Regions from separate parts of the Mus musculus genome. Here region 2 is linked to region 1. The links are chromatin loops, found by intact Hi-C in ENCODE. Cell type or tissue: heart. All regions are shown on one strand.

What was found. Peaks named below come from ENCODE experiments on the same cell type or tissue, not always from the same donor. Only the 100,000 strongest peaks of a DNase experiment are listed, where the experiment ranks them.
Region 2: it touches region 1 in a loop (2.0-fold over the local background); 4 of 42 quality-filtered maps call a loop at or near these places.

What each region holds. Positions count from the first base shown.
Region 1 is chr3:100,684,299-100,686,798 of GRCm38, forward strand. It overlaps Man1a2 (mannosidase, alpha, class 1A, member 2), which reads right to left and starts at 1,175. Exons shown (of 13, transcript NM_010763.2): 1 at 263-1,175. The coding sequence starts at 564. In heart, no CTCF peak of the experiment used is centred here; DNase peaks (open chromatin) are centred at 1,203 and 1,703; H3K4me3 peaks cover 2,363 bases; H3K27ac peaks cover 2,335 bases.
Region 2 is chr3:100,626,290-100,628,789 of GRCm38, forward strand. The region is part of intron 6 of Man1a2 (mannosidase, alpha, class 1A, member 2); the gene reads right to left. Among named protein-coding and RNA genes, the nearest start is that of Man1a2, 58 kb to the right of the region's middle. In heart, no CTCF peak of the experiment used is centred here; no DNase peak of the experiment used is centred here.

The sequences.
Region 1 (2,500 bases):
CATGCTGACTCCCTGTATCTCCGCTCCCTGCTGTCCACAGCAGAAGAGTCTGACTGAACACTTCGTTCTGCCGGGAAAAACCAAGGAACCCTAGGAGTCCTTCCAGTCTATGTATGGTTCTACCCAGGCAGCTCTGAACCAACAACGTTCAACACCCTGATCATTCACAGGGGCAGGAGGGGGAGGGGGGAGAGACAAGAAAGCAGTGAACTGTACCTTGCTCTCCCAAAAGGAAGTACCATAATTTAAGTAACAAACGAACCTGTGTCTGTGTTCGTCGGGTCCATGGATCAGGAAGACGCCGGGGTTTTTAGCTCCTTTGCCGGCATCTACGTGAGGAATTAACACATCTTCTAAGCCCAGATCAAAGCGTTTGTGTTTTGAAGAGTCTGGAAGGAAGAAGAATGCCCCAAAACACAGGGTGATGAAGGCACTAAGGATGAGGAGAAGGATAAACTTCTCGGAGAGTCTCAAGGTAGCCCTGTGATGTGGGAAGGAGGGCGGCCCCAGGTTCAAAGGTGGTATCCTACGACCAGAGAGGGGCAGCAGCGCTGGGGTAGTCATCGTTTAGGCTCTTGGACGGAATACTTTATAAAGTTCTCATCTTATATCAAACGTACAACACATCGAACCGTTTCTCAAAACCTCGGCCAAAAAAAAAAAAAGAATAAACTCAATTTCCCTCCTCTCAAAGGATTGTTGTGCTTTTTTATTATTATTATTATTTACGAGGCCACCTCTTTCACGCTCTCCGATTACATCCAGAAGCCCGGGTGACCTCCCAAGCGATCGTTGGTTTCTGTCCCGTCAGATCTTCTCGCCATTTGGCTCTCGGTGCCTCACCGGATGATCGCGAGTCTCCTCTTCATTCCCGAGAGTGGATCGGGCGAGCCACACCGCAGAGAAGCTGCAAGGTGGGTTCTGCCATGCCCGCGCCCCGGCGCGATGCTCAGAGGCGGCTGCCCGCCCCGGGAGGCGCCCGGCGAAGACGACGAGTTGCAGTAGGTCGGTTCCACTCGGTCCCCTCCGGAGCCTCCTCCGCTCCACCGCTCCGCAGCCTCCGCGGCTTCCAAGCAGCGGCGCCGGGCGTAGCAGCGACGACCCTCAGCCGAGGCCGCGAGGGCGACGGCGTCCCGAACACTACAGCGCCCGCGCCGCCGCGCGCTCTGTCAGGAGCGGAACTTCCTCCTCAGCCGAGCGGCCGCCCCCACCCGGCTCCTCCTCCTTCTTCTCTTCCTCCTCCTCCTCCTCCTCCTCCTCCTCCTCAGCTAGCCCCGCCGCCCGCTTCTCGGCCGAGCCCAGCCGCGGCGGCCGAGCCCCTGCGCCTCGGTGGCGGCGTGCGAGGTAGCCGGGCCGCGGCCCTCAGACCGACAGCCCGGGGCCGGCGCCGGCTCATTCCTCGCACCGCCTGGGAGAGGCGGGCGGGAGGGAGGGCGGCCGGTCGCGCGCGAGCGAGCAGCCGCGCCTCCCGCGGCCGCAGGGCGGCTCCGGCAGGGCCCGGCCTCGGGTGGCTCGCACGCTCGCGCTGACTGCGGCGCGGGTCCGCGGCCCTGGGCTGGTCCCTGGCCTGTGGAGGCCGGAGGAGAACAGAGCGGCTGCGCGGCCGACACCGGTTGGGCCGAGCGGCTCGGCCGTGGGGGGCGCGGGCCCGGCTAGCCGCCCCGACTCGCGAGTGGGCGTCCCCGGGCGGCGGAGTGTGAGGTGCGCGCGCACGCTCCCGGCCGCCGCGCCCCTCCCCCGCCCGCCGGGCCGCTCGGGCCTGGCCGCTGCCGAGAGCCCGGAGCCCCCGGAAGCCCCGGCGGCCGGACGAGGAGGACCAGGCGCTTGGATCGCGAAAGTGGCGCTGGAATGTGGGGTTCCTGGGACTGACGGGTTACGGGGGCCAAGGCTGATGCCTCCCTCAGTTATCAGTGACTCGGGGCCGGGGTTCAACATCAAGGTCTCAAACTTCCACGCGTTCTTGGGCACGCGAGGCTGGTTGAAGAAGGAGGTGGCACCGGCCACGTGCCGGATTCGTGTTAAAATGGCAGCCCTGCGCTTTCTACTGGGTTCCTTTCTGAGGAATCGGACGACCTAGGTCAGACAGGAGATTCCTGGTGGTTCAGTCCCAAGACTATATATACACTCTATAGTCATCTTCACCACCACCACTACCATTCCCCCCGCAAAGATAACAAAGATGAATGAATGAGCAGGTGTTAAAACCCAAAAGGACAATATTGTTGAAGTTGAGGCTTGAAACAATCTGAGTCAATTCTGTTATCTGTAATATTGAGAAGAACCAGGTTGTGATAAAGTATAATATAGGCTTCTTAGCAATGCATATGTATTCTTGCATCTAGTTTGCATTTAGCTTTTTTTTTTTTTCTTAAATTTACCTTCTGTTCCTTGCACACATCCTAACTGGTAGCTGGCAATTGGAGAGGAGGCCCATAAATGGCAGGGGTGGGAAGTCAGCCTTAGAAATCAAGGAAAACTTCATGTCCCTTGGCAGGATTCA
Region 2 (2,500 bases), 58 kb before region 1:
ATGTATCATTAATTTATACAGTACATATTACCTTGTAGCACTTTACATGTAACGTGAGAACACTGCCATGCACAGACAGTCCATGATTTCTGAAAGTTCAATTCATGAGACTTTTGACTTTTGGACAGTATAAAAGAATCTGAATTCGTACAAACCATACTTCATTTCTGAGTTCTGACCTTTTCCTGCACTAAGGATATGTAGTCACGTATAGTGGCAGCAAGCTACAGTACTCAATCAGCTACAGAGCCACAAGGGTGAACAATACACACTGTATATATTATGCTGGTCAGCTATGCTGCTGAGTAGGCTATTTTCAGCTTATGATGGTCACTGAGGTGAGATGCCGCCTCATATACACTTAGCAGCACCCGTACTCCACATCTGCACACAGAGCTTGTGCTGCTGTGGTCATGCTTTCCTTTTCATGGTTTTTACACTCTACAAGTTACTGGGGTTTTTTGCTTTGAATAGTTAATTTCTTGAGAAAAATAAAACTTAGGAAAAACTGTAAAAAATAGCAATTAAAGGAACAGAAAAATACCACTTTTATAGTTACTCAAATACATTTCACTGTGCATTCCTTTGTATAGATCCGTCTTTTCTATTGATACACTAATTTTTTTCTTTTCTGTTTCTAGGAACAGAAGACTACTAGAAACAAACTTTCTAAGCTTTTTAATTGCCTATAACTGTCTTAATTTCATGGAGCAGTGTGGGGAAAGGAAGGAAATGGAGGAGAAACAAGGCACTTCTTAAAAATTGATTTTTCTGACAAATTGTGTCTCTTGCCAAGTTTCATGAAATACCAAGAACTGTGAATTTATCAAATATGGTAAGGTTTGAGACATTATTTCTTTGAGCCAGTGTCTCTGTTTTTGATCCCACTCCCTGGCTCCGGCCCCACCCCTTGCTCCTCACATGTGCGCTGAACCATCTGATACTGCCCAAGAAACTACTAGATCGTTTCTTCCTCATACCTGTGCGTTTTAGTTTTCATTTTCTGTGATTTTATTTGGTGATTTCTAGTGCTTTACTTTCAAATTCACAGATCTTCAAGCTATAGTAAAAACCGTTAAATCTGTCAGGTGAATTTGCTTCCTATGGATTTAGCTTTAGGAGCTCCATCTGGGCCCTTTTATAGGTCACTCTTCTCATTGTTACACTTCCCTCTAGAGACTTCACCATGTTTACAAAACCTGCTCCCAGGCCTTGGAGGTCAGACTAGTTCTCTGCCTGCTTCTCTCCTGACAGATTTCACTTCTGACTATGTAACATTCTCCTGTTTCATACCATATGTACTAATTTTCAGTTGAATTCTGTGTAATAAGACTCTATTATTAATAATGAAGTTTCATTTTCATCCTTTAAGACATGTTTAATGTCCTTGTGATGGCTAGGAATGCCTCTGTGCTGACACAGGTTGTTCAGTGAGAACCTGTCTGTGAGGCAGACAGCTGAGCCTCCTCTGTAGCAGCCTGAGCTCTTCTTCCTGTGGGACTCTTCCAGCATTTACCTTCCAATCCAAACTTGTTTCTTACCTTAACTTAACTAGTTACCCATTAGCTTTTAAATAATTGCATTTTAAGTTATCTTTAAATTAGGCAGTCATAATATATATAATTTTGCCTAAAATCCATTACTTTTTATTTCTCATTCTTATTAGATTTGTTACTACTTCCAGAAAAATGCTAAACAGTGCCTTGTTCTTGATTGTAATGAGGTGTTTCTAACTTGTTAAATGGTTGGTTTAACAGATATATTGATCAATGACACAGAAATAAGTCTAAACACAGAAACCTGATTTTTTTTTTAAATAAGCCAGAAATACAAGGTGAAAAATAACTTCTCAACAACTTGTGCTGGTCAAACTAAATGGCTGCACATGTGCACGGAGAAGAATGCAAAGAGACCCACACTCATCATCCTGCATAAAACTAAAATGGATCACAGACCAGACCTCTTCAATAAGAGGCCAGATACACTAAATCTCATGGAAGAGAAAGTGGGGAATAGTCTTGGACTTACTGTCACAGGAAAAGAACTTCTGAACGGAACACCAATGCCAAAGGCACTAAAATTAACAATTAATAAATGTAATCTCCTGAAACCGAAACGCTTCTGTATGGCAAAGGACGCTATCATTCAAACAAAGTGGCAGCCTACAAATGGGAAAAGATTTTTACCAACTACACACCCAATAAATGACTAATATCCAAAATATATAAAGAACTCAAAAATACTAGATGCCAAGAAAAAAAAAACAATTAAAAAAAAATGGGGTACAGATCTAAACAGAGAATTCTCAAAAGAGAAATTTCAAATGGCTGAGAAGCACTTGAATAAATGTTCAATATCCTTAGTCATCGGGGAAATGCAAATCAGAACTACACTGAGATTCCATCTCAGAATGGACAAGATCAATAAAATGAGGAGAGCTCTTGCTGGCGAGGATGTGAAGGGAACACTCATCCACTGCTGGGGGACTGCAAACTTGTAC